2 separate regions of the Homo sapiens genome follow, and region 2 is linked to region 1. Evidence: read pairs that join two places in POLR2A ChIA-PET (ENCODE). Cell type or tissue: GM12878. All regions are shown on one strand.

Region 1 (5,000 bases):
AGAGGAATAAGGAACTGAATTATAGGGAATGGAGATAAAATGTAGTCAGGACCCAGTGAGCCAGAACGCTTCCATTCTTGTGGATTATGAATTTTAAAAATTATTCACCTAATTAATTAGATGGAAAAAATTTTGCCTGATGCTTTTTGAGGAGCAGTTGGTCTGTGGAATCAAGGAAAAGCCTTACTTGGTTTATTATGAATTCACTTTGATTTACAATCTTGTCTACGTATATGGTTCCATTGGCAGGGAGGGTAGTGTGATTAAGAGTTGAGGCCAACGTGGTGGCTCATGCCTGTAATCCCAGCTCTTTGGGAGGCTGAGGCAGGAGCATCACTTGAGGCCAGGAGTACAGGACCAGCCTGGGCAACATAGTAAGACCCTTGTTTCTACAAAAAATTTTAAAAATTAGCTGGGTGTAGTGGCATGTGCCCATAATCCCAGTTACAGAGGAAGATCCCTTGAGCCCAGGATTTTGACCTTGCAGTGAGCTATGATGGCACCCACTGCACTCCAGCCTGGGCAACAGAGTGAGACGTTGTCTCTTAGAAAAAAAATAAAAAAAAGAGAGAGTCGGCTCAACCTGGGATACAAATGTCACCTGAACCCCTTCACTGAAGGGTGCCATGAGATACATTACTTGACCTTTCAACTCCTCAGTGAGCTTTTCTATAACATGAAGATACGCAGATTTCACTTTAAAGAGTTGATATGTGGGGTAAATGAGATAATGGTGACATTAATGCCTAACACTTTTTGGAAGCCGGTCATACTCTAGGCACAGTCCTAAGCAGTTTGTCTATAATAAATTATTTAATCTACATAGCACTGTGAGTTAGCTATTGTATTTGTCCTGGTTTCACAGATGAAGAAACTGAGATACAATGAGGTTAGGAAGTTTGTCTAAAGAGTTTATCTTGGTATCTGGCATCTAATCATTAGAGCTCATAAAGGTTAGTCATTAGTAAGTATTGACCATGTTTATTTTGACTTCTGTGCCAGCCCTTTCTGGGTTTTTTGTACTTCATGTACTGCTGATGAAATCGATTTATTCTTAAATAAATTTGCAAGAAGCCTCATCTTAGGGGACAAGTTATAAACAGGAATGCCTCAACTTTTTGAAGAGTAAGTATGGAGAGGAAGGCATATCTTAATTAAAAGTAATTTGTTGATTGAAGAGATAAGATGGTAGATGAAAGAATTGTAAAGGGGATACATTGTAAAGCATAAAAATAAGATGGAGGCAGGGCACATTGGCTCACACCTATAATCCCAGCACTTTGGGAGGCCGAGTTGGGTGGATCATCTGAGGTTGAGAGTTCGAGACCAGCCTAGCCAACATGGGGAAACCCCGTCTCTACTAAAAATACAAAATTAGCCAGGCATGGTGGTGCATCCCTGTAATCCCAGCTACTCAGGAGGCTGAGGCAGGAGAATCGCTTGAACCAACCTGGGAGGCGGAGGTTGTGGTGAGCCGAGATCACGGCATTGCACTCCAGCCTGGGCAACAAGAGTGAAATTCCATCTCAAAAAAAATAAATAAGATGGAAACATTTAAAAAGAAATATCATAGCCTAATTGGTAGGTATGGAAATACCAGTGCAAGCTTGCAATCTCTGTTTCCACTTGATGCATTAATGCTGGTATGCAGGCTTTCTCTTCCCCTAATAGCTTTCTAGGGCCAGTGTGGTATTTCTGTATCTGTGGACTAAAATTATGATGCTGAAGATTTCTAGTTGTTCAGTTATATAAATGAATGAAGTCAAAATAGGTAAGACTGATTTGGGAAGATAAATGCTAACAGAACCTCTCTCTTCCTCTGTGAATAGATTTTTTTCATGCTGCCCCACCCCTGCAAGCTTGTAATCTAAACCCACCCTGTTCTTTATGTAGCTGGTCAATTCGGGAGAGGATGTCCTCGTGTTCTACAACGACAGAGCCTCTTTCCAGACTCTGATCCAGATGATGCGGTCAGAACGGGATCGGATGGATGAGAACAGCCCTCTCATGTACCACATCCACTTGGTCGAGCTCCTGGCTGTGTGCACGGAGGGTAAGAATGTCTACACAGAGATCAAGTGCAACTCCCTGCTCCCGCTGGATGACATCGTTCGCGTGGTGACCCACGAGGACTGCATCCCTGAGGTGAGCGAGCCCAGCCTGGCTGTGCCCTTCTCGTTGCTATGTGGTGTGTGCTGTCGTGGCTCACTGGGAGACATGGTGGTGGCTGGCCTGGGGGAGCCCTCATGGCTCTGAAAGCTGCAGCTCATTTTGTAGTGGGATTTCAGTTCCCTAAAACATTTTCTCGAGCATTGATTTTGCATGAAAGGAACACGGAAGAAGTTAGTCGTTCTTTCTGTATCTTTAAGAACAGTGAGGAAAAAAGCTTCAGCTCTGTGGACTAATTTAGCCTGTTGAGCAAAGGGGATATGACCTGAATGAACTTTTCAGAAATGTGACGAAGAGTAGGTTGAGATCTAGTCCATATGAATGTAAGACTTAGTAAGTTAATTCTTTAAAACAAAAACCCTTATTACAGAAATAATGGCCATTATAAAAAATTTAGGAACTACAGACAATCAATTAAAAAAAAAAATAATGAATACCTAAGTTTTGAAGTTAATCCTTCCAGGCTTCCTTTTTTCCTACTCATAGATTATATTGATTAGTAATGAAAAACTGGATTATAAAGTATATATTTATGATATATAAAGTATATTATAAAGTATATATTTATGATATATAAAGTATATTATAAAGTATGTATTGTAGGTTTTACAATGTGTAATATTAGTTTGTAGTACACATTTATATTACATTAAAATATATGACATATATCATATAATGTTTTTAGGTTATTTTGAAAAGCTAAAAACAGTCATGTGTCGCTTAGTGGTGGGGATATCTTTTGAGAAATGCGTTCTTCGGTGATTTCCTCATTGTGCAAACATCATACAGCGCACTTACACAAACCTAGATGGCACAGCTTGCTACACACCTCGGCTATATGGTACAGCCTCTTGCTTCCAGGCTACAAACATGCACAACATGTGACTGTCTCAGTACCGAAGGCAATTATAACACAATTGTATTTGTGTATGTAAACATGGAAAAGGTCCAGTAAAAATTGGGTATTATAATCTTATGGGTCACTGTTGTGTATGAGACCCATCATTGACCAAAATGTCATTAGTCAGTACCTGACCATACTCTTTGAAAAGTTCAAATATCAAAGACTGTAACGGGGTAAACCATGAAAAGTCTTATAATCTGTTTTCCCACCACCCTACAGAAAATAATTTATTATGTTCTTGTGTATTTTTCTAGAATTTTGCACATAAACGCATACAGTATATATACTTTACTTCCCCACCCCCTTTTTGTAAATGCAGAAGATGATACTCTAGGTATACTATTCTGTACCTTAACACTGTAACTTCTTTTCATATCAATTCATAAAAAGATGCCAGATGTTTTTTTACAGTTGCATAAAATGCCATTGTATAGATGTACTGTCACGGCCCTTTGTAAGTGTGGAACTAATTTATGATGTAATGAGATAATAATGAATAATTAATTGCTGTAATAAGAAAGCAATGAGATTGCATTCTTTTCACAGTCTTGGCCACAGTATGTTATCACACTTTTGGGTTCTCATATATCTGGCAGGTGAAAATGGTCATTTCAACATAGTTTTAATTTACAGTTCACTTGTTATGGATAAAGAAGGTAGAGTTATAACTAGTATTAGGGATGAGAGAAGCGTCGTGTTATAACAAGCATTAGTTTGTTTTTTACTCTTTTTTATTTGAAATACAACGGAAGTGCAAAAAAGTACATAAACTCAGTTGTATACTGCAAGAACGATAGAACGATTATAAAGAGAACAGCTTTGTAACTGCCACCCAGGTCAAGAAATATGCAAAAACCTCCCCCCATTCCCCTTTCCTGTCCTCACCTCCCCCAAGGGCTGTCTCCTGAGGGTAACCACAAGCTGATTTTTATGTAATCCTGCAGTTGCTTTTCTGTATACATCCCTCAACAATATAGTTTAGTTTTGTGAGGTTTTGGACTTCTTCTGTGTATCATTCCATGCCTTTTTAAGTTCAGTTCTGTGTTGTTAAGGTTGATCCACCCTGATATGTAGCTGCGTTCATTTCCTTTGCTTTGGAGCATTCCTTTCTATTGTGGCACCATGATAGGTTTTTCATTCTTCTACTGATGCTCATTTTAGTTGTTTCCAGCTTTTGGCTGTTAGGATTGTGCATACATCCTGGCCCACATGTGTACACTTCCGTCCAGGGTGTGTGGATAGTCAGAAGTGGAAGTGCTGGATCACAGGAGGTGCATTTCTTCAATTTGATGTGATACAGTCCAGTTGTTTTTAGCATGGTTGCTCCAGTTACCATTCCTCCTCCCAACCCTGCTAACATTTGCTATCATCAGATCCTTTATTATTTTTTTCAATTTGATGGTTGTATGATAGTATCGCATACCAGCTTAATTTTTAGAAGCTTCATGGAGATGTTTACAGATATGATTCACTTGTTTAAAGTGTACAATTGAGTGGTTTTTAATATATTTGCAGAGTTGTGCAATCACCATCACAATTTAGTTACTGAATATTTTCATCACCCCAAAAAGAAACCCCATGCCCATTAGCAGTCACTTCCCATTTCCTGCCAACCCCCCTAATCCTAGGCAACTGATTGTCTTTCTGAATATATGGATTTGCCTATTTGAGACATTTCATGGAATCATACACATGTGGTCTTTTATGACTGGATTTTGTCACCTACATGATTTTTCTCAAGGCTCACACAAGTTGTAGCATGTATCAGCACTTCGTTCCTTTATGTTGCTGAGTAATTTTCTATTCTATACATACACCACGTTTTGTGTGTCCATCAGTCAGTTGATGGTGATTTGGATTGTTTCCGCTTTTTGACTATTGTGAATAATGCTACTGTGCACACTTGTATACAGGATTTTGTATAGAC
Region 2 (5,000 bases), 420 kb after region 1:
CTGAGGTGGGAGGATCATTTGAGCCCAGGAGTTTAAGACCAGCCTGGGCAACATAATGAGACCTTATCTCTACAAAAAAGTCAAAAAAGGAGCTGGGTGTCATGGCACGCACCTGCAGTCCCAGCTACTTAGGAAGCTGAGGTGGGAGGATTGCTTGAGCCTGGGAAGTCAAGGCTGCAGTGAGCTGTGGTCATGTCACTGCACTGCAGCCTGGGTGACACAGCAAGACCCTGTCTGATTTTGAACTTCTGTCCTCAAGTGATCCACCCACGTCATCACTAAAACAATTAAATTAAATTAAAAATAACAGAGATGAGTAGGTGGAATACAGGGAATTTTTAGATGAAACAATTCTTTATGACACTGTAATTGTTGATACATAACATTCTACATTCGTCCAAACCCATCGAATATACAATGCTGAGGCTGAACCCCATTGTAAACTATAGACTTTAGTTAATAATAAGGTAGCAATATTGGTTCCTCAGTTAAAACAAAGGTAATTTGGGAAGCTATGGGGCTAGAGGAAGAGTACATTGGAACCATCAGTACTATCTGCTCAATTTTCTGTAAACCTGAAACTTCTCTAAAAAATATAAAGCCTATTTTATTTTATTTTATTTTATTTTTGAGATGGAGTCTCACTCTGTTGCCCAGGCTGGAGTGCAGTGACACAATCTTGGCTCCTAGTAACCTCTGCCTCCTGGCTTCAAGCGATTCTCCTGCCTCAGCCTCCTGAGTAGCTGGGATTACAGGCATTCATCAACACATGCCCAGCTAATTTTTTTTTTTTTTTTTTTTTTTTTGAGATTGAGTCTCACTCTCTCACCCAGGCTGGAGTGCGGTGGCACGATCTTGGCTCGCTGCAACTTCTGCCTCCCAGGTTCAAGCAATTCTCCTGCCTCAGCCTCCCGAGTAGCTGGGATTATAGGCATGTGCCACCATGCCTGGCTAATTTTTATATTTTTAGTAGAGACGGGGTTTCACCATGTTGCCCAAGCTGATCTTGAACTCCTGACCTCAGGTGATCTGCACACCTCAGCCTCCCAAAGTGCTGGTATTACAGGCGTGAACCACCATGCCCGACTTACACAGGGTATTTATTTTTTATTTTTATTTTTTGAGACAGGGTCTTTCTCTGTCACCCAGGCTGAAGTGCAGTGGCACAATCTCGGCTCACTGCAGCCTCCTTCTGGGTTCAAGAGATTCTCCTGTTTTTTTTTTTTTTTTTTTTTAGCCTCTTGAATAGCTGGGATTATATGCACATGCCACAACACCAAGCTAATTTTTGTATTTTTGGTAGAAATGGAGTTTTGACATGTTGGCCAGGCTGATCTTGAACTCCTGACCTCAGGTAATCCATCCGCCTCAGCCCCCAAAGTACTAGAATTACAGGCATGAGCCACCATGCCCAGCCTATAATGGCTATTATAAAGAGAGAATTCTTATCTCTACCATGCAGGAATCCCTTCCTCTTATCTCATTTCAGTCAGGTTGCTATGAAATGGGAAGGTTTTAGAGATAAAAGGTTCTTTAATTTTATCTTATCCAAACTCTTCAGTTCATAAATAAACTGAAGCCCAGAGAAAGGAAGTGACTTGCTGAAAGTCACACAGCCATTTAGTTTTCAAAGCCAAGAATTTTTTTTGAGACAAAGTCTTGCCCTGTCACCCAGGCTGGAGTGCAGTGGTGCGATCCTGGCTCACTGCAAACTCTGCGTCCTGAGCACAAGCGATTCTCCTGCCTCAGCCTCTTGAGTAGCTGGGATTACAGGCGCATGCCACCATGCCTGGTTAAGTTTTGTTTTTTTGGAGAGACGGGGTTTCACCATGTTGGCCAGGCTGGTCTCAAACTCCTGACCCCCTGACCTCAGGTGATCCACCCACCTCAGCCTCCAAAAGTGCTGGGATTACAGGCGTGAATCATTGCACCCAACCTGAGAACTCTTTAATTCAAGACACGGCTTTTCTTCCAGCAGTGTGGTCTTTTTATTTCCTGCACAGGACTCTTCACACCACTCTACTTTGCACTGAGTATCTGTTTTCCACCTATGGAATTCTCATATGATTGGTTGTTCTTAAAATGGGGGTGACTAGCTCAATTTTTAAATAATGAAGAAGAGGCGGGGCCTCGTGACTCATGCCTGGGATCACTTGAGCCCAGGGGTTTGAGGTTGCAGTAAGCTGTGATTATACCACTGCACTCAAGCCTGGGCAACAGAGCAAGATCCTGTTTCTGAAAAGCAAAATAAAATAAATAAAAATAAAATAATGGGCCGGGCACAGTTTCTCATGCCTGTAATCCCAGCACTTTGGGAGGCCAAGGTGGGCAGATCACTTGAGGCCAGGAGTTCAAGACCAGCCTGACTAACATGTCTCTACTAAAAATACAAAAATTATCTGGGACTGGTGGTGTGTGTCTCATAATCCTAGCTACTTGGGAGGCTGAGGCATGTGAATCACTTGAACCCGGGAGGTGGAGGTTGCAGTGAGCTGAGATCGCACCACTGCACTCCAGTCTGGGTGAGTGAGACTCTGTCTCAAAATAAAAAAGAAAGAAAGAATGATGAATGTTCCTTCTAAAGAGAATGTCCTAATTGAGTCTTGCTTCCCTTTTCCTGAAGGCCAAAACTCTTCCTTTAAAAGATGGAACTGACATTCTGCTCCTTGCAGATTTTGGGGAGCACCTGTAGTGACATCCACAGCTAATGAAAAACTCTGGCTCTCTAATCGACTTGGCCCAAAGCAGAAATGTCCTGTAGATAAGGCTCAGGTGCTGTCAGTTTCAGATGCTACTAGGTTGGTAATCAGGCCAGTGAGAACCTATGCAATGTGTCACATTTATTTCATTCTTTGGAGCCAAAACAATGATCACCTTAGACAAATGCAAAGGTAATAATAAAACAAATGCCTGAGAGATGAGATTTCAGGTACCCCAGGCTGGCTCACTCATTTAAAATGATTTTAGTAATTTAAGTAGAAATGGTTACTGTCCTTAAGAAGATTATGACTTAGCTGGGTGTGGTGGCTCACACCTGTAATCCCAGCACTTTGGGAGGCCGAGGTGGGTGGATCACGAGGTCAGGAGATTGAGACCATCCTGGCTGACACGGTGAAACCCTGTCTCTACTAAAAACACAAAAAATTAGCTGGGTGTGGTGGCACGCGCCTGTAATCCCAGCTACTTGGGAGGCTGAGGCAGGAGAATCGCTTGAATCTGGGAGGTGGAGGTTGCAGCGAGCCAAGATCGTGCCACTGCACTCCAGCCTGGGTGACAGAGCGAGACTCTGTCGCTAAATAAATAAATAAATAAAGATTATGACTTAAACTCGCATCTCTAACTGTAACATATCCCTTCTCTGTGCCTCAGCTTTTCACTAAGTAAAACTAGAATGGTCTTGGAGTCATTCAGCTGTGATGCCACAGAATTCTACCTTTCTTACATAACAGACACAAAGCAAATACATGAGTCAATCTTATCTCTCACCCTTGTCCTTCCCCATCTACATTCCCAGGGCTCTGGGATTCCTGACCCTATAAAGGATGCATCAATGGGTCCGTGTGTCTCAGCACATGATCCTCAGTTCCCATTCCTGTAACTTAAATCTAGGCAAAGTTCAAAGGGAATAGCCACCCACATGACTTTGTACACTATTCCAGCGACTTCAGCAGAAAATACTTCCTCAGCTAAAACATCAGATAAGGGTGGTAACCTTACCCATATTTTACAGATGAGAAACTAAGCCCCTGAATTGTTGATCATATGTCCTAAGTCACTATGTTCCAGAAATAATGACTAGGATTTAGAGAATATTAACGCTGTGCTAGGCTGTTTTTTTTTTGTTGTTGTTGTTTGTTTGTTTAGATAGAGTCTTGGCCGAGAACAGTGGCTCACACCTGTAATCCCAGCACTTTGGGAGGCTGAGGCGGGTGGATTACTTGAGGTCAGGAGTTCGAGACCAGCCTGGCCAACATGACGAAACCCTGTCTCTACCAAAAATACAAAAATTAGCCAGACATGGGGGTGGGCACCAGTAATCCCAGCTACTCGGGAGGCTGAGGCAGGAGAATCGCTTGAACCTGGGAGGTTGAGGTTGCAGTGAGCCAACATTGCACCACTGCACTCCAGCCTGGACAATAGAGTGAGACTCACCCTGAAAAAAAAAAAAAAAAAAAAGATGGAGTCTCACTGTAGCCCAGTCTGGAGTGCAGTGGTGCACTGTTGGCCCACTGCAACCTCAACCTCCCAGGTTCAAGCGATTCTTCTGCCTTAGTCTCCCAAGGTAGCTAGGACTACAGGTATGTGCCACCATGCCCAGCTATTAATTTTTGTATTTTTAGTAGAGATGAGGTTTCACCATGTTGGCCAGGGGGGTCTTGAACTACTGACCTCAAGTGATCCACCCACCTGGGCCTCCGAAAGTGCTGAGATTACAGGCATGAGCCACCAAGCCCGGACTGTGCTAGGCTATGTTCTAAGAGCTTGATATGAACTCATTCATTTACTCTTCACAATAATCCTATGAGGCAGATAACAACGTTTTCTCCCTTTATAGTAAATGGAGGCACAGAGAGGTTAAGCAACTTGCACAGTTCATACAGCTGCTAGGTAGAAAAGCTGGTAGAAGGCCGGGTGCAGTGGCTCATGACTGTAATCCCAGCACTTTGGGATGCTGAGGCAGGGGGATTACTCGAGGCCAGGAGTTCAAGACCAGCCTGGCCAAAATAGCAAAACCCGGTCTCTACTAAAAATACAAAAAATTAGCCAGACATGGTGGCACGTGCCTCTGTAGTCCCAGCTACTTTGGACACTGAGGCACGAGAATTGCTTGAACCAGGGAGGCAGAGGTTGTAGTGAGCTGAGATCATGCCACTGAACTCCAGCCAGGAAAGAGGAGCAAGACTCTGTCTCAAAAAAGAAAAAAAAAAGAAGAAGAAGAAAGAAAGGAAAAGCTGGTATGAAAATCAGTCATTTTAACTATGTAGACCATATTCAGGATA

What was found. Peaks named below come from ENCODE experiments on the same cell type or tissue, not always from the same donor. Only the 100,000 strongest peaks of a DNase experiment are listed, where the experiment ranks them.
Region 2: POLR2A ChIA-PET joins it to region 1 with 9 read pairs; 2 of 35 experiments call an interaction of 5 or more read pairs at or near these places.

The regions. Positions count from the first base shown.
Region 1 is chr3:4,691,597-4,696,596 of GRCh38, forward strand. It overlaps ITPR1 (inositol 1,4,5-trisphosphate receptor type 1), which reads left to right. Exons shown (of 62, transcript NM_001378452.1): 33 at 1,894-2,145. Among named protein-coding and RNA genes, the nearest start is that of EGOT, 57 kb to the right of the region's middle. In GM12878, no CTCF peak of the experiment used is centred here; a DNase peak (open chromatin) is centred at 2,345.
Region 2 is chr3:5,107,014-5,112,013 of GRCh38, forward strand. No RefSeq gene overlaps it. Among named protein-coding and RNA genes, the nearest start is that of ARL8B, 13 kb to the right of the region's middle. In GM12878, no CTCF peak of the experiment used is centred here; no DNase peak of the experiment used is centred here.